Regions from separate parts of the Mus musculus genome. Here all the other regions are linked to region 2. A link is a loop called in an ENCODE intact Hi-C map of the cell type or tissue named here. Cell type or tissue: heart. All regions are shown on one strand. Each heading gives the region's core, and the rest is flanking DNA. Links, peaks and the distances in the headings are about the cores only.

Evidence for each region. Peaks named below come from ENCODE experiments on the same cell type or tissue, not always from the same donor. Only the 100,000 strongest peaks of a DNase experiment are listed, where the experiment ranks them.
Region 1: it touches region 2 in a loop (7-fold over the local background); 27 of 42 quality-filtered maps call a loop at or near these places.
Region 3: a loop joins it to region 2, with 2.2 times the contacts of the local background. A loop is called at or near these places in 2 of 42 quality-filtered maps.

Annotation. Positions count from the first base shown.
Region 1 is chr8:31,093,576-31,100,060 of GRCm38, forward strand. It overlaps Dusp26 (dual specificity phosphatase 26 (putative)), which reads left to right. Exons shown (of 5, transcript NM_025869.4): 4 at 513-727; 5 at 2,614-3,471. The coding sequence ends at 2,813. Among named protein-coding and RNA genes, the nearest start is that of Dusp26, 7.3 kb to the left of the region's middle. In heart, for the core only: a CTCF peak has its summit at 3,597 (motif pointing right); a DNase peak (open chromatin) is centred at 3,606.
Region 2 is chr8:31,144,776-31,151,060 of GRCm38, forward strand. Tti2 (TELO2 interacting protein 2) reads left to right here and starts at 5,541. Exons shown (of 7, transcript NM_144927.3): 1 at 5,541-6,285. The coding sequence starts at 6,075. Snord13 (small nucleolar RNA, C/D box 13) reads right to left here and starts at 5,183; the gene lies at 5,086-5,183. In heart, for the core only: a CTCF peak has its summit at 4,300 (motif pointing left); DNase peaks (open chromatin) are centred at 5,146, 5,496 and 5,926; H3K4me3 peaks cover 2,036 bases; H3K27ac peaks cover 1,891 bases.
Region 3 is chr8:31,210,920-31,217,404 of GRCm38, forward strand. All of the region lies in intron 3 of Fut10 (fucosyltransferase 10), which reads left to right. It also overlaps the pseudogene Gm8051. Among named protein-coding and RNA genes, the nearest start is that of Fut10, 27 kb to the left of the region's middle. In heart, for the core only: CTCF peaks have their summits at 3,212 (motif pointing right) and 4,485 (motif pointing left); a DNase peak (open chromatin) is centred at 762; H3K27me3 peaks cover 656 bases.

The DNA of each region.
Region 1 (6,485 bases), core at 554-5,553, 52 kb before region 2:
GTTTTTCAAGACAGGGTTTCTCTGTGTAGCCCTGGCTGTCCTGGAACTCACTCTGTAGACCAGGCTGGCCTTGAACTCAGAAATCAGCCTGCCTCTGCCTCCCCTAAGTGCTGGGATTAAAGGCGTGTGCCACCACTCCTGGCTTTGTTTGGCTGGTTGGTTGGTTTGGTTTGGTTTGGTTTGTTGTTTAGGAAAATCAGTCTTTCTTGAAGTGTTCTAGCCTCTGGTCAGCTAGAGCGCTCTATCTAATGTGCACTTCCTCACGTGAAATCGAAACTGGTTTTTCTTGAATCCTTTGATCCTAGCCCTTTAGAATCCTACAGGGCAGTGAAAATTCCACTTCCCAGTATTTGATGATAGCCATCTTCACCCCGACCCGAGTCACTAGCCATTTTCCTCTCTTCCACCTCGTTAGTAAGTACAGCAGAGGTACACAGCCAACAACAGCACCTAGCCAAGTTTCCTGGTACCATGGGCTTCCCTATGCCCCTTCTAACTTCTCTTTAACACAGGGACATGGCCAACAACCGCCGTGAGCTTCGGCGCCTGGGCATCACCCACGTGCTCAACGCCTCACACAACAGGTGGCGAGGCACCCCCGAGGCCTATGAGGGACTGGGCATCCGCTACCTGGGTGTGGAGGCGCACGACTCTCCAGCCTTTGATATGAGCATCCACTTTCAGACGGCTGCGGACTTCATCCATCGGGCGCTGAGCCAGCCAGGAGGTAGGAAGGAAAAGCAGAAAAGAAGAAAAATAAAAATCAGGTGTGGCATTTAGAAGCCCCGGGGGGGGGGGGGGATCAAGGATGGAGCAAAAGTTTAACCATAAGATGGGCTGGAGAGATGGCTCAGCAGTTAAGAGCACTGACTAGTTCTTCCAGAGATGCTGAGTTCAATGCCCAGCAACAACCTGGTGGCTCACAACCATCTGTACTGGGAACCGATGCCCTGCTCTGGTGTGTCTGAAGACAGCTACAGTGTACTCACATATATAAAATAAATAAATACATACATTTAAAACAAAAACAAAACAAAATTAAGACAAAATGCATAGGACCTAACACTAAGGAAAAAAAAAATCCTTTCAACTATCTTTTTCAGGCTAGTATATTAAAAAGTGATGAAGGGCATATTTTAGGGCCATCTACCCATGGCAAGCTGCTCCTAGATGCTAAACTTACAAGTGTCAGTTTTTAAAAAAATATGTTTCCATGCTTTCCTGTCATTTTTAACCTTAAACGTGGTTCTTAAATTCTTAGTTGTCCAGGAAACACTGTTAGCCCTCTGTATTGCTTGACTTCCACATCACTAGTTTCAACCAACAGCAGACTGAAAATATATGGGGGCAGACATACATACAGAATGTCTAAACTTCTTTATTTCTTTTTGTTTGTTTGGTTGGTTGGTTTTGGTTTCTGGTTTTTTAGAGACAGAGTTTCTCTGTGTAGCCCTGGCTGTCCTGGAACTCACTTTGTAGACCAGGTTGGCCTCGAACTCAGAAATCCACCTGCCTCTGCCTCCCAAGTGCTGGGATTAAAGGCGTGAGCCACCACACCCGGCTATCTTTTCATTATTCTGCAGATAGTATAGCGTGACATCTATTTATAGAGAATTTGCATTTTATTAGTGGACACAAGTAATCTAGAGATGACCAAAAGTATATCACGGGGCTGTGTAGGTTTTTATACAAAGGCTGTATCATTTTCTATGTGGGAATTGAGAATCTGCATGTGTGTTAGTAATGTGTAGGTTGTCCTGGGATCAGTCCACTCGGAATATGAAGAAACAATTGTATATGTAGATAAACATATATTCAGTAGTTGAGGGAAACAACAAGATAGACAAGTGGACAAATAGGGTATAATGTCACGTGCCCATCAGTCCCAGCTACTCCAGAGACCTCCACAGCAGCCCTGTTGGAACCCAAGCTTGAACTGAGCCTGAACAATGAATCAAGACTCAGTCTCAGATACCAAAAAGAAACTGAAACCATGAAAGAAGAGTTAAGAAGGGTCTGAGGGGATGGCTCGGTCTGTAAAGCACTTATCAGGCAAGGGTGCTGCTGTCTCCTAGCACTGGAGAGGCAAAGATAGGAGGCTTCAGAATGCCCTTTCTATTCTTTTTTTTCCCAGGCCTCTCCCCTCTGCCAGGGACCCTCGTTACTTGTCTTGAAGTGCTGGGAATCCAGCTCAGGGACTTGCTCATCCTAAATGCATACATACATGCTCAGCTATTAAGCATACATGCGTGTGTATGTGTTTGTGTGCGTGTGCACATAGGAATGCGCATGTGTGTGTAGAGCGTGCACATATATGTCCCATGCTGTATCTGCAGAAGCCATGGGGACAATTTTGTGGTGTCAGGTCTCTTTACATGGTTTCTAGGGATAAAACTCAGGTTGTTAGGCTTGCGTGGAAAATGCCTTTACCCAGGGACCCATCTCACCAGCCCAGGATCTACATTCTCGGCACCACTCTTCCTCACCCAGTCCTGTCTCCATATGCCACGGGCTTACAGCCTAGTGGACCATGCTGAGCTCTCCCTAGCCTCTCGCAGCCCCCCCCTTCGCCCCCCAGCAGTCTCTCAGATGTTTCTGCCTTCCTCTTCCCAGGGAAGATCCTGGTGCACTGTGCGGTGGGAGTGAGCAGATCCGCTACCCTGGTGCTGGCCTACCTCATGCTGTATCACCACTTCACCCTTGTGGAGGCCATCAAGAAAGTCAAGGACCACCGAGGCATCACCCCCAACCGGGGCTTCTTGAGGCAGCTCCTAGCCCTGGACCGTAGGCTGCGGCAGGGTCTAGAGGCATGAACTGAAAGGAACCAGGCCAGGTCTCTGGGTGGTTTCCTGGCTCCCAGCTGGGAAGAGAAAACCCAAGTGACAGGTAGTAGAAAGACCAGACAACCCATCCTCCCTCAGCAGCAGGAGAGTGAAGAGCCCCAAGACCACTGTGGCTCTTTGGGGATGGGGATGGAGAGCCAGGTTGGGCAGTGTGATGGGTAGGGGCTGCTGACCTGGGAAGGAAGCAGCTGAGCTGTAAGAGGATGGTTGTGTGGTTAGGCCAGTCCTGGGTTAGAGCAGGGTGTGCCCAAATGACTCAGAATCTCTTCCCCTCATTGTGTTCAAGTGCCCCCCCCCAAACAAAGGACCACTGCCCTGAAGTACGTGAGCAGTGGGGATGTCAGGGTTGCAGACACATAGATGTGAAGGAAGGTGGTACAGGTTGCAGAAAGCAACATTAGAGTCGGTCGGTCAGTGATGGAGTGGTGTGAAAGCCACCAATGCAGAGGGAGCAGGTTGTAGGTTATAGCTGTGCAACTCCAGGAAGAGGGAGGTGTGTGAGGACTGACATGACACCCTACGGGAGCTGCTCAGGGTCAAATAACTTGGAGTCTTTTAGGTGGTCATAGTCTCACTGAAAACCATGCGTCTGGAGTTAAAAAAAAATAAAGAGGTGAAAAAGAAGAAAGTGTCTTGGCGTTATTAACAGTTTGACCCCTTCCTTCTGGGAACCCCTGGCTCACTTTCTAGCCACCAAACCCTTCACCAATTCTTATACAACACTATGAAAGCTTGAGCTGTTATTTCCAACTTATCCACAAGGGGGCAGCAGAGGACCAAAATCTGGATGTCTGCAGCTATTTGGCAGTACTGTCCAGAGGTGAGCCACCCAGGGACCTTTCATCTTCCAAGGATAGGTCTCTCTGGCTCCTAGGGGTGATGAGACAACAGAATACTAATCCTAAATCAAGATTAGCCTAAGTGTTCTACTGTAGGCGCCAAAGTTTAAGGGACAGATCCTTCTAGGTTTTGCTCAGAGGAGTGTAGACAAGCAGGAAGAACATGCTATCTCAACTACCAGGAAGTCATCGCAACTCTAGAGAAAAAGTAAACCATGTTCTCTTTTATTCTGATAGTATATGTCAGAATGGAAAAAGGGGATAGAGAAAGCGCAAGGAAAACATACAGGGGGGAAATGAGCCAGCAAGATAGGTGTATGCTGTAACGCTCTCTCTCTCTCTCTCTCTCCCTCTCTTTCTTTCTCTCCCTCTCTCTCTCCCTCTCTTTCTCTCTCCCTCTCTCTCTCTCTCTCTCTCTCTCCCTTCTCTCTCTCTCTCCCTCCCTCACACACACACACACACACACACACACACACATACACACACATTTTCTCTCTCTCTTACACACACACACACAGACTCTCACAAAAGTATGCACTAAAAGTTTTCAAGACACTTATATACGAAGTGTATAAAAGTGTATAACTACTCCAGAGCGTAGAAGCTAGAAGTGACTCTCACAAAGTGTGGCTTCTAGAGAATATATGGATAAAGAACGAGTTTCAGGATTATCTTCCAGGGTGGATTCTAGATTGTTATTCGTTAATGTCCTAGCTCTATTTCTGTGTTTTACTTCATCTAAAGCTGGGAGGCTCCTTCACAGATTGCAGCTCGACTGTCCAAGAGGCACAGACATCTGTCTCACCTCTGTGCAGCACCAAGCCCTTGCTTGAACATTTCAGCCAACGGGATTCACCACCTCTTAGTCTCGTTTCCAGACAGTGGTTCTGGCTTCTTCCATGGGACGATCGTGGTCATTTCATAGGTAAGACTCAGCTTCGCATCTAAATGGCCACGGGCTCTAGCTCCACCTTTTACAAAACTTTCCCCATCTCTTGAGACAGAGAGGGAGTTCTCTGGTTTGAACCTAGTTCGAGTGGTTCTCTTCTGACCCGGTCCTTTCAGACCAAGAGCTATTTGTTCCCAACCATCTGCATTTGTCGTATTTCCGCTTACCCTACAGGCTGGCCAATACTGCATTCCTCCATATTTATGGGAAGCAGAATTCACACCTCAGAATATGCAGATCCTGACTCTCCAGGGAGACCTGTGAGATGAGGGGATAGCAGGCTCATTCGCTAAGGATTCAAAGTGTGGTATCCTCTGAGGACCCATTTATCAAAAGGACAGAGAGAAGCCTTCATCAGAAATGCGGATTCTAATCAAAATAGGTTGGTTTCCTACTAGAGCCATGAGCCAAAGCCTGGCATGGTAGCACACATGTGTATAATCCCAGTACAGGGCGTTGAGACATTGAGGCAGGGCATCATTACATAGAACATTTCACAATCAATTTTTTTCCAAAGGTTGATTTGTTTGTTTGTTTGTTTGTTTGTTTAATGTAGCTGAGTACACTGTAGCTGTCTTCAGACACACCAGAAGAGGGCATCGAATCCCATTACAGATGGTTGTGAGCCACCTTGTGGCTGCTGGGAATTGAACTCAGGACCTCTGGAAGAGCAGTCAGTGCTCTTAACAGCTGAGCCATCTCTCCAGCCCCACAATCAATATTTAGAAAGTGTCAAATGAATTAAACATAATTAAAAATAACGGATGGGAATATGACTTAGTGGTAGAACACTTGCGTACATTTTTTTTTTTGCAAGAGAGCCTGTATTCAAGCCTTAGCACAACAGATGATGGTGATGGTGATGGTGATGGTGATGGTGATGGTGATGATGATGACGACGACGACGACTATAAATAATTCACGCTCACAGAAGGATCCACTGTAACTATGATTACAGCAGTATAGCATGCAATAGAATGGTCATCTTTCTTTAAAATCTACAATGCGGGCTGGAGAGATGGCTCAGTGGTTAAGAGCAATGAATGCTCTTCCGAAGGTCCTGAGTTCAAGTCCCAGCAACCATATGGTGGCTTATAACCATCTGTAATGAGATCTGACGCCCTCTTCTGGTGTGTCTGAAGACAGCTATAGTGTACTTACATATAATAATAAATAAATCTTTTTTGGGAAGGAGTGAGCGGGGCCAGAGTGAACAGAGGTCCTGAGTTCAATTCCCAGCAACCACATGATGGCTCACAACCATCTGTACAGCTACAGTGTACTCATATACATACATACATACATACATACATACATACATACATACATACATGCATACATACAAAAATCTTTTTTTTTAATCTAAAATGTGTATTACTAATAACATGTTCCAGTGGCCACCTGCATATTTGTTCAGTCTGACTGTGGCCTGAAAGGTTTTGTGTTTGTTTTCATGATGAGTAGCTTGAGAATTTGACTCTCACTTCTAAAGAACGCATTTTGAGATTATCTTCCAGAATGGATTAGATGCTGTTATTCGTTAAATTCCTAGCTTGATTTCTGATGCTTTGATGAGACATCTTGCCAGAAGTCGACTTAGGGACAAGGGGGCTTTATTGACTTGCCTTTTCAGGTCACTGCCCACTGTTTCCTGGGCAAGGCAGAAACTTAAAACATCAATGTCCACTGTCAAAAGCAGAGAGAGAATAAATCTAAGGATTGTTGCTTGTTTGCTCTAATTCTCAGCCCAAGCTTTCTCTAATCTTTCACAGTCCGGGGCTCAACATAGGGAATGGTGCCTCTCATAATGGACTGGGTCTCCCTGTCAATGACCCACTCACCACCCCCAACCCC
Region 2 (6,285 bases), core at 1,286-6,285:
GCCCAATTTGCAGTTTTCTCTATGGGTCTAGTGCCAGCTTGATTTAAAGAAGAAGAAGGAGGAGGAGGAGGAGGAGGAGGAGGAGGAGGAGGAGGAAGAGGAGGAGGAGGAGGAGGAGAAGAAGAAGAAAGAAAAGAAAGACAACGCTGCAGCCCTGACAAAGCCTACGCATCCTGTTTCCCTGCCCAAGAAACACATTACGAGGCGATAGGAAGGAAGTGAAGGAAACATGGTCTATGGCTGCTTACACTGTATGTTCTTCACAGAATACATGCTGGGAACTTGGTGCCAGTAACTCTCTCAGGTTGGAGTGTTGGCACAAGTGAAGGGTCTCTGTTGTCAGCCTATGTGAATTTCCTCTGATTTCCTGAAAAAGCAATTGCCACCATCATGATGCCCATGTCAGATGATGCCCACAGCAAAGCGAATGGATTATACTGTTGCACAAACAGTACAAAATGGGGGACCTAAAATTGGGGAGAGTGACATAACTCAGAGCAACTGAGGCTGGGGGATTTATTCTGCAGCCGTTGTCTTGTTTCACAGTGTTTTGAAATCTGTGTCAAACCAAGTTTGCGCCACGGAGACCTTAACAGCCAAAACAGGAATAATTTTGTGCTTCAGTCCCCGTGGTTGTTACTCTCAGGAAAACAAAGAAACTAGGTTGTTCTTTTTTACTTTCTTTCATTTTTGTCTTTCCTTATGAAGATATTTTCGTCTGGGTTCAGCATTCGTTTTAGATTTTTATTTTTGGAGAATAGTTTGATGAGAGAATGCAGTCGAGCTTGGCCTTGAACTTCAGACCGTCGTTCGCCAACCTCTCAAGTGTTGAGATGACAAATGTGTTCCACCACAGCCCAAACTTGTTGTGTCAGTCCTCGGGAAGGCTGGGAAGTCTGGGAAGTCTTGCTAAATGTTTAAGACTTTCTTGCAAGTGACTGTAGTCTTGTTCCCTGTTAAAGGAAATACCTAACATTTAATCCCTTTATCCTAGCTGGCACTCATACATATTTTGGATAGATATGTAAGTATGTCATTGTCTTAGTCAGGGTTTCTATTCCTGCACAAACATCATGACCAAGAAGCACTTGGGGCGGAAAGGGTTTATTCAGCTTATTCTTCCACATTGCTGTTCATCACCAAAGGAAGTCAGGACTGGAACTCAAACAGGTCAGGAAGCAGGAGCTGATGCAGAGGCCATGGAGGGATGTTCTTTATTGGCTTGCTTCCCCTGGCTTGCTCAGCCTGCTCTCTTATAGAACCCAAGACTACCAGCCCAGAGATGGTACCACTCACAAGGGGCCCTCCCCACTTGATCACTAATTGAGAAAATGCCCCACAGCTGGATCTCATGGAGGCATTTCCCCAACTAAAGCTCCTTTCTCTGTGATAACTCCAACTTCTGTCAAGTTGACACAAAATTAGCCAGTACAGTCATATATGTGACTTGTAAGACGTGAGTTCATACTTTTCCTGGCTTGTTTGTCTCCATCTTCTTCTCAGTCCTCCTTCCCTTTATTGACACTATCCACTCTTCCCTCTAGGTCCACCTATGCTGTAAGTCTGGGTTGTAGTGTTGACCTGTGCATGAATCTGCACAAACCCAGCCCTGATATATTCTTAAAGTACTGTCTTATACACGAGGCCCCTTATTACCTTGGGCATTGTTCAAGCACCGTTTAGCAAGGTTACTTGATTTAGCACCACATCTCTGAAAAAAGAAAGGGTCGGAGAATGTTCCACCGAGGAGCTTCATCTTGGGTTCTTGCTGTATGAGCTGGAAGCTACTTATTTACCTTGTGGTCCAGGCTCATACTGTTACCTGTAACTACTTGATTCTCTTCCCACTGTTACGGGGGGTTCCATCATGTTCCACACCTAAGAAGATGTCTCAATGGTCCATTACCACTTTTAAACTAAAATTTAATATACAAACCATCATATTCCATTCCATATTCACTAAATTTTTTGCAGGATTGGGCAATCACTATCACATCCACAACTTTTTTAGCATCCTGAAAGAAAACTCCTTAATTATCAGCCATCCTCCGTTTCCTTCTCCCATCTCCTAGCAACCACTGGTCCATGTCATGCCTTGATTGGTATGCATATTCTGGGTATTTCGTGTCAGTAGAATCATATAGCATGTGCCTTTGTCACTGGTTTATTTATTTTGCCTTGAAGGTTCTTCCATTGTGTCATATGCATCAGAATGTCACTTATAGCTGAGGGTGTTGTTCAGTATGTGCTCAGCATGGGTAAACTCAGCACACATTCAATTCCCAGCACCAAGCACTCTCACCAAACAGCATGGAAGAAACCAAGATCTTTCATTAATTATATCTAAGTAAACTCCCATCGTGTGTTTCTTTCACCCTTCCTTCACTGTGCTAGCTTTTGTTATCATAACAAGATATCTGGGTAGTTAACTGATGAAGAAAAGGGGTTTGCTTCACAGCTTCTAGAACATTGGGCCTGTGGCCCATCATCCAAGGATTCCACAGCAGTATGGTCACTTACGTCATAGGCTTGTTTGGATATGAACTCTAACCCCAAAGGCCCATATGTTAAAGGCTTAGACTCTACTTGTGGCACCACAACAACATGGTAGAAGCTTTAGAAGTAAGGCCAAAAGTAAAGGATTTACATCAACAGAGGGCTGTGTTCAAAGGAGACACTAGAAATCTGGTCCTAGTCAAATCCCCTGTTCCTCTCACTCTGCCCCCTCCCCGTGTGTGTGTGTGTGTTTGTCTGTCTGTTTGTCTGTCTGTCTGTCTTTGACTTTCTTCCCAGATGCAGCATTTTCTGTTTCTTTTCCCCCACCGTGATCTACTGTGTTACCACCAGCACAAAGACAGGGAACACCTGAGACCACAAGCCAAACTAATCTTTCCCTCTTTTTAGGAATAGTCTCAAGTATTTGTCTCGGTAATGCATGACTGGTAGGCAAAACCTGCATAGCTCACAGTTTTGGTATCTCCCAACAGGCCCACCTCAGGGACCCCCTTTGATATGGTCATTAGGGTAATGTAAGCTACAGATAGCATTTATCTCTTTTTCTGTGAACTGATCCCACTGCCTAAGAAGATTGTGGCTGTGAACATCCATGTTCAAGTTTTCGTACTGGTACAAGAATTTAGTCCTCTTGGCTATACATCAATGAAGACAGTTGTTAAATCTGGTTCAGCTCTGTGTTGACCCTGTTTACTTTGCAGAGAAACTGTCAGACTGTCCTGCAGCAGCTGCACCGCCTCATGCGGGGCGGCATTGCGTACCGTCTCCCCAAATCCTTGGCCAAGCATTTTCAGTGCCACTCTAGGGAATGCGACTTGACAATTCATTCACTTATTCATTCTTTATTTATTTTGAGTCTCATGTGACCCGACTAGCCTTGTACTTCTGACCCTGCTGCCTTGACCTCACCAGTGCTAGGTGTACAGGCACATACCCTATCCCCAGTCTCCTGTCCTGCTGGAGGTTCTAGTCCATTGCCTGTGCAAACACACTCCCAACTGAGCCATGTTACTGTTTAGCCCAGGCTGGCCTGGATCTTCCTGCTTTAGCCTCCTTCAAGTTGGTATTATAGTCATGCGCTACCACACCTGATTTTCTCTTAAAAATAATTATGTAAGGGTTTCACATGATTTCCGAGTTAAAGCGATAAAAGTACACATAGAGAGATCTTGCTTCTATTCCTTCATTCTGTTATTTCCTGACACATAATTGTTTATACATGTTATTTACCTTCCATTTCTACTTTAACACACAAGGAAATGCATATATCTTACTCTCTATCTTTCCTTCTTTCTTACAAGAGAGCATCTATCTACCCTTCCTCCCCTCTGCTCCTTCCACCTATCTATATTCCCAGAGTTCCATGGTGTTACACAGAGACTGCTTTTTCTCCCTCACTGCAGCTGCACCAAGCTGCATTGTGTGGACGCAGCTCCATGTAGCTGCATTGTGTGGGTGGTCAATCCAGCCTGTCCTCTGTGCGTGGACATGGGCATTCAGGATACATTTGTTGCCTTGACTAAATTGTGCCAGGCACTAGATAGAAGTAAAGGCATGGCTGGCTCGGGCTTTGGGAAACCCAGCGAGAGATCTCAACAATACAGAGCACTCCTCAAGTCTGAAAGGCGTCTGGATCCACTGGACACAAAGGGCACATGCTACAGAAAAGAAACGTCCCACACAGTACAGACACAATAACCTCTTATTGACTGGCCTCAAGCTGCTTTTGTTAAGGGAAGGTTTCTCTTGGAAGTGGTTAGCAGTGATTGATCAGAGTGCCACCAATTGGTCAGAGTGGGAAAAGCCAGAAGAAAGAGGTTCCGAGTTAGAATTCTAATCACCAGATTTTCTTGGAAAGAAGAAATGTAAATTAATGTTGGTGCTGTTGCATAACAATGGGAACTAACACCTCTATGAACTTTATGCTGATCAGATATTGTTCCCGGCATTTATGTACATTAAAAATTGTCCCAACAGTCCTAAGAGATGGGGACCAGTAATTATCTACATTTGTTTCCCCAATACAGAAATTAAGACATAGAGATCTGAGCTATTGCCGTTTGCAAGAGGTCACACAGAGAAGTGAAGGGGGGAAAAAAAGCCACACAGGCATCACTGGTAGTGTAGTGGCAAATAGTGTAACACTAAGAAGAGCATGTCTTGGAGTGGAAAGATGGTTCAGTTAAGAACATGCCATGGCTAACAAACTCCAGAAATTCAAGTTCAGAGAACTGGACACTGTTTTCTGGCTTCCGCGGGGACCAGGGGGGGCACCAGGTACACATATACGCATGTGAACAAAGCATTTATACACATCAGAGTAATAACTTAATAAAACAATTTTTCTTAGAAAGAAGTGAATTGTACCAGAGCGACTTGTAAGAAGCATAACTCTGTCACTTTCAGTTTCTCTTAGGAATGGAATGTACTTTAGTAATAATGTATTAGTCCCAGGTACCCTGGACACTTTCCACTACCTAACCAGTAATCCTACCTGACTGAACCAAGAAGTAAAAAACAGGGCATAACTCTAATCTACACAAGAACCAGAAGTGGAGGATCCTCCTAAGTTCATGTCAGACGGGTAATGTGCCCACGTCGTAACAAGGTTTATGGGCGGCACATGTCACGCAATGGCGTGAACACCCAATCATCACGCTTTATGAACCAGAAAGGATCGGCCTTACTGTTAGCTTGCGAAGTATCGAGTAAGTCTCACCAGTTTTTCAAAGAGGGTGACTAATATGCTGCCGCTCTATTTAGCTTTTGCACACAAAATCTAGTACAATTTCAAACTGTTACTAGGATTTTGCGAGAATTCTCTTGTTTCTAGCCTAGCAGATGAAATCAGGAACAAACTTAATGAGCGAACGCTTAGTTATGCAAATATATCCTTCATGCTCCACCTTTTACCCCTTCCTTCTCTGACGGACTGTTTGTTGCTTTCTGGTCGCGAGTCGTAAAAAGAAGCGTTGCGGCTCCGCTGGCGGAAGTTAGTTTTGCTTTACGGCTACAATGCTCTCCAGGGCCGGAAGTTGCGGAATACAGCTACCGTACTGGAAGAGCGCTTGGTTTCGGGAGCCTTTTTGGTGTCACGGTTCAGTAGTTTGTCTTTAAAATTAACTGTTTTTTTTTTCTTTTTTGAGTTTTCGGAAAGACAAATTTCGCTACGTGTTAGGAGCTTGAGGCTCTCCTATTTTTTTTTCGAGACAGGGTTTCTCTGTGTATCCCTGGCTGTCCTGGAACTCACTCTGTAGACCAGGCTGGCCTCGAACTCAGAAATCTGCCTGCCTCTGCCTCCTGAAGCGTGCGCCACCACTGCCCGGCTTGAGGCTCTCTTCTTACAGCCACTTTACTGGGTGGATTGACACTCGATCCTTGCGTCAAGACAGTGAGACATCTCGCCTTTTAGCTGTGCCTGGTTTTAGTTCTGTTCGTTGGGGGACACCGAGCCCCGGACGACCTTCCCTCCGAGACTCCAGACACCATCCCCATTTGGTCTCTGTCCCCCCCCGGGGGGGGCGGGGGGGGCGAGCCCAGCCCCTCCGGTGCGACTAGGAATGAAGCTGGACAGTGCCGAAGAGAAGTCGGGGGTCGGCTGCTCCCTGCCTGCAGAGGGCTCTCCCCCGGCCCTCGAACCAGCCTTCTCCAAGATTCTGAACCGTCTCAGCCGCCCAAAGTCATCAGGACAGGGCGGCGCAAGAAATGCGGCTCTTAAAGACCTCGGCGCTTTAATAGAAGCCGCCGAAGGTGACAGATTCTTTGAGGGGA
Region 3 (6,485 bases), core at 716-5,715, 66 kb after region 2:
ACTGGTTCTTGCCCATTTTCACGGACTCCCCTGAATACCATAACTTCTTCCCTGGTCAGTGCCTCCTCCCAGCACGCTCTAGTGGTCTTGCATGCAGCTGCTTGCCTCTTCTGCTGCTTCGCTCCCCATTTCGCAGCCTCTATCCATGCTGACTTCCTTTCTTCTCGTGTAATTACCATGCTACCTGCTATCTGAAACCACACTGCTGCTTTCTCCTCTGGAATGTTCCTTCTACTCCCTAATTCTCTTTGTTCCACTCATCCACTCATCCTTCAATCTCAGCCTGTATCACTACTACCCTAGGACACCTCCTCTAACCTGCTGACCAGGTCTAGCCTGCCCTTAAAACATCTCACAAGTCCTCTGAGTTCTGATGTAACATTTACCATGTGACTGATCGCTGGGTGCCTTTCCTACTGTGCTGTGAGCTTCACAAAAATGAGGGCTTTTGCCATTTTACTTCCTATTGTATTTCTAGTCCTGAACATACTCCCCCCCCCCCCCCCCCCCGCCCCCATGCCAAACACTGAAAGAGCTGCCCTGGCCAACCTAATCAAGAGTTTTGTGGCAAGAGTAAGCTGTTCCACATGATGACAAGAGGGGGCAGCAGAGAGCTGTCAGAGTAGAAGCCTCTGTGAGGTTAGCAAACCAGGCTTGTCCGGCTCTTTAATTAGGAACAGACTAGGAGAGGGAGAAATGTCAATTTGGAAACCGAGAGGCCAGAGAACGATCTGTTCAGAAGAAAAATGGGGTGAGAGTGAGAAGGTTCTAGCAGGAGTTCAGGAGAGGAGGCTGGTGAGGTTTGTGAGCATGTCTTAGCCCCTGGCTGGGTGTCCTCATTCACGGCGGTCCTTTCCAGGGCTGGAAAGGATCCTGCCCCAGTCATGCTGCAGACAGGCTAGTCCATGAGGATGGGAGCCGCTGTGTTCTGGCCAGCAGCTTCTTTTCCTCTGGGAGCTCACAGTACATAGAGAGTGGCAATTCTGTCCCTCCACGAGATTTGAGACTCACAGGCTGGACCTTGAGACACGAGGAAGAAGGAGAAGGGTAGGAAGTAACATTTCCAAAGTGCCCTGTGTCACAGACACAACAAAGTCTGTCTGGTAAGATTACACTTTAACGCATTTGAAAGGTGGATGTATTCTGCTCTGCGGGTTACAGTCGTAAGTGTCGGCCATTCATCAGGCGGCTAATCTGAATTTTAACCTTAGCCTCGTGGTTTACAAATCTGTCTTTCTGATATGTACTCAGAAGACACGGAGACTCCCCCCACATTTTTTAAAGCTTCTTCTTGTGTAAGGAGAGCATGGTCTCTTTTTACTCCTGTGTTACACGAGGACTAACATTTTTATGAGGGAGGTGGAGAGTTCAGCTTGGCTCACTTGAGGGCTCTGGGTTCCACCCCCAGCACCACACACAGAAAAGCTGCGCTGGAAACGGTTACCCTAATTATGTGTGTGTTGGTTTCTGGGAAGTATTTAGGTTGATATCCACACTCTGTGTGGCTGGCCTGTAAAGGGAACTCTGTCAGGACCTTCCTCTTGATTTTATATGGAAACAAGCAAACATTTTGGGAGGGTTTCTTGGTCAGAGTGGCTCCCCGTGTAGAGAAAGGAGTTATCAGCTCACAGCTCAGGAACCAGCTTTAGAATTATTCCGAGTTTCTGTGAGGTCCTCTGGAGAGAGTCCCCTCAGGAGAGCTTGCTCTTACGCCCACCCTCCATACCCCCAGTACCTCTATTGCCTTCACTGTCTCCATGGTCTCCACTGCAGGCACTGTGCCTGCTACACCCACTGCGCACACTGCACCCACTGCTTCCTGTGTGCCCACTGCCTCCACTGCATGCACTGTGCCCACTGCTCTCACTGCATCTACTGAGCCCACTGCACCTGCTATGCCCACTGTTCCCACTGCCCCCACTGTGCCCACTGCACCCATTGCCTCTACTGCACCCACTGCCTCCGCTGCACGCACTGTGCCCACTGACCCCACTATACCCACTCTATCCCCTTGCACCCTCTGCACTCACTGCTCCCACTACTTCATCCACTGCATTAACGGTGCCCTCTGCCTCCACTGCTCCTACTGTCCCCGCTGCCCCACTGAACCCACTGCACCTACTGCACTCACTGTAGCCCTACACTCCCTGCAGCCACTGCACACACTGCCTCCATTGAGCCCACTGACCCTACTACACCCACTGTACCCCTTTGTACCCTCTGCGCTCACTGCACACTGCACCCACTGTGCCCACTGGGCCCATTGTTCTCACTGTCTGTCTCTCCTGCCCCTCAGTACCCAATGCCCTCACTGTGTCCCCTGCACTCACTGCACATATTACACTGTAGGCTTTGGCTTGCTATGCCTGAGCACCCTAGCCCAGGTCCCTGACTTCACTGTCCACAGAGCCCGTGTGGCTAGGAGGTCTGTGGCCTGGGATGGAAGAGCATCATCTCAAAAGATAGAAAGCCAGCAGAGTTGAGGGCAGTGCCCAGCACTGTCTCTGTTACCTTAGCAGCTGAGAACTGAGCACGGGCAAGTGCTTTTGGCAAGGGAGAGATATGTGACTCTATCAAGTACTAAATCATGCTGAAGAATTTCACAGACGCTAGTGGTAAATCTGTCGTTAACACCGTCTTTGTCCTTCTTTGCACTAGTGTGGCCTGTTACTATCCATTTTCACCCGCAGGAATGACTTGTCTGTGACCCCTTCCCATTATCACCTGCGGGATAGTATCTGTGTTGCCTTGTTTTTATTAGGTAGATTTGATCAAGCAGTTACTAACGGTGACAGCAAGCTGCTCTTCAGATGCCTGCAGATGTCAGTATAGCCGTGGAAGTGGCTGCTGCCACCGGCACCTTCCGTTCTCTGTGCACATGCCCTGAGTCATGTTAAGTTTCTCTCCTACTCTGCTTTTAGTTTGGAAAACACCTGTCGATTCACAAGGAGCTGAGAACGGCAAAAGGGCTCTGCTCTCCAACCGAAGGAGTATTTGCTGGGGACTTAGAACACATTTCTCTCCCAGTTAGCTAATTTTCAGGATGCTTTAGTGAAACCTTTTGGAAGAGACCACAGTGAAGATATACTGTCAAAGAAATTATTCTAGTCAAATTCTGGGACCTAGAATTAGGAAACGGAGCACATGGAGATGATGGAGGATCTGGTAAGTGAGCTTCATACACAAATTTCAGGGTGTTTTCCCAGGAGGTGACACTAGAGGGCAGTATGCACGGGTTAACGCTGGTCAGGGAGCAAGGATTTCTATTCTTCCAGTTATGTTTGAAAGTGTTCTTGCATCACTCTTTAAAGCTTCATTTTATCACACAAAGGAATAAAAAGTGTTAGTGTCTATGCTACCAGAAGTATTTTAGGATGAGAATTTTGATAATTCTATCTAGTTAATATTTAGATCTAATGTTCAAAGTCAAACTTTATCTTTTTTTAAACCTTTACATAAACAATTTATTTACTCTAAAGGGCAACACAGACAGAATGCCATATAAACACAAAGGAAGTCGTGCAGGGTGGAGATGCTGGCCAACTTTAGATCTGAGGCTCATAAGCAACAGCCCAGGTTTCTGAAAAGGGCGAGGGTAGGGAAGGAGAGGCAGTGTGGTTCTGTCACACAGCCAGATAGAAGCCAGAGCTCTGAACAGTGGGAAGCATGCCTGCGTCCCAGCACAACTGGAAGAAACTAGCTGCTAGGGGCTTACCAAGCACAAAAGTTTATCCCTTTACAGCACTTGAAATACTGACATCACTATTAAAATAAAAACAAGTTTTACTTAATAATCAAAACCACAAAAGACTGGATATGCCAATGGCGGAAATGCAAAATTGCGCCCGCTTAACCCTCCCAGATGACTAGTAACTGTACGGATGGACTTAGCTGCAAAAGGTTGTAAACCAGTTCTTGGTAAGCCAATCTCTTCCTCGTCATGGAGCCCAGGGCCCCGGCTTATGAGGGGGCAAACGTCTTTGCTTGTGCTCGGACCCTTTACTTATATTCCACCCTGCTTTGGCAGTAAATTGTGTAGGTCTCTGCTTGAGCTGGGTCTTGAATATTTGGTTCATTTAGAAGTTCTTGTATTCTTAAGATCTGTCTGATGGTGATAGCTGGCTCCCAGTCCTTGTCTTCCTCCAGGACAGACAGGCATACTGTGCCAGAAGGATGCACGTTCGGATGAAAACAGTGGTGGTTCAAATTTACATTTTTGGTGGTGAGGACGGATAGTCATCTTTGAAAAGCCTACTTAGTTTGAACAAGCCTCCTTCCCACGGAGTCCCCTTCTTTCCAGGGATAGCACACTCCCAGTTCATCAGGTTCATCGTACCATCAGAGTTCCTTGTCGAGACAGCCACAAAGCCAAAAGTGTGGAAACTCCAAGGTTTCCTTTCCTGCACAAGTCGGCTGAGGGCCATCCCGGACATATTCAAAGTACCAACAAAGGGACAGGAACTTAGAACCGTCCGCGCGCCCCCTGGTGGTCATCCTGGCGCCTGCTCCATCTTTCTTTTTTATTTTTCTCTTCTCTCTTCTCTTTTTGGAGGCACTCAGAGCTATGAGTTTCCCTCTTAGGAATGCTTTCATTGTGTCCCATAAGTTTGGGTATGTTGTGGCTTCATTTTCATTAAACTCCAAAAAGTCCTTAATTTCTTTCTTTATTCCTTCCTTGACCAAGGTATCATTGAGAAGAGTGTTGTTCAGTTTCCACGTGAATGTTGGCTTTCTATTATTTATTTTGTTATTGAAGATCAGCCTTAGTCCATGGTGATCTGATAGGATGCATGGGACAATTTCAATATTTTTGTATATGTTGAGGCTTGTTTTGTGACCAATTATGTGGTCAATTTTAGAGAAGGTACCATGAGGTGCTGAGAAGAAGGTATATCCTTTTGTTTTAGGATAAAATGTTCTGTAGATATCTGTCAGATCCATTTGTTTCATCACTTCTGTTAGTTTCACTGTGTCCCTGTTTAGTTTCTGTTTCCATGATCTGTCCATTGGTGAAAGTGGTGTGTTGAAGTCTCCCACTATTATTGTGTGAGGTGCAATGTGTGCTTTGAGCTTTACTAAAGTTTCTTTAATGAATGTGGCTGCCCTTGTATTTGGAGCATAGATATTCAGAATTGAGAGTTCCTCTTGGAGGATTTTACCTTTGATGAGTATGAAGTGCCCCTCCTTGTCTTTTTTGATGACTTTGGGTTGGAAGTCAATCTTATCAGATATTAGGATGGCTACTCCAGCTTGTTTCTTCATACCATTTGCTTGGAAAATTGTTTTCCAGCCTTTCATTCTGAGGTAGTAGTGTCTATCTTTTTCTCTGAGATGAGTTTCCTGTAAGCAGCAAAATGTTGGGTCTTGTTTGTGTAGCCAGTTTGTTAGTCTATGTCTTTTTATTGGGGAGTTGAGACCATTGATATTAAGAGATATTAAGGAAAAGTAATTGTTGCTTCCTGTTATTTTTGTTGTTAAAGTTGGCATTCTGTTCTTGTGGCAGTCTTCTTTTAGTTTTGTTGAGGGATTCTCTTCTCTTCTCTTCTCTTCTCTTCTCTTCTCTTCTCTTCTCTTCTCTTCTCTTCTCTTCCTTCTCCTTCTCCTCCTCCTCCTCCTCCTCCTCCTCCTCCTCCTCCTCCTCCTCCTCCTCCTCCTCCTCCTCTTCTTCTTCTTCTTCTTCTTCTTCTTCTTCCTCCTCTTCCTCCTCCTCTTCTTCTTCTTCCTCTTCTTCTTCCTCCTCTTCTTCTTCTTCTTCCTCTTCTTCTTCCTCTTCTTCTTCTTCTTTCTTCCTCTTCCCCTCCCTTCCTCTCCTCTTCCTTCCTTCCTTCCTTCCTTCCTTCCTTCCTTCCTTCCTTCCTTCCTCTCTCTCTCTCTCTCTCTCTCTCTCTCTGTCTCTCTCTCTCTCTGTCTCTCTCTGTCTCTCTCTCTCTCTCTCTCTCTCTCTCTCTCTCTCTCTCTCTCTTGGGAAATTGGACTATGGATCCAGTGCGGGGACTACAGTGTTCATCTGTCAGTGTCTGATTCATATACTCACCACTCTCTCCTTATTTCATTCAAACTTTATCTTTGTTTAAAAATAAAACAAACAAATAAACACAACAAAACAAAAAACTGTTCCTAGTGTGGTGGCCCTTGCCCATAATCCCAGAACTCAGGAGGCTGAAGCATCAGGATTGTGATGCAATTCAAGGCAATGTAGGAAGGAAGGCTCTGTCTCTGGAACAATAAAAATAAAAATGGTAGTTCTTTCCTTTTATAATTACTGATCCCAAAACTGTCCTCTGGAATTTATGTTTGTGTGTCTTCTCTCTCTCACCTTTTTCTTTTTGGTTTTTAGACAAGATCTCATGTACCCAGGCTACCTCAGATTCTCTGTATGGCTGAGGATGGTCTTGAACTAGGGATTCTCTTCCATCTCCCAAATGCTGGGATTGCAGTTGTGTGCCACCATGCACCATTGCAGCTCATCCCCCTCCCTCCCTCCT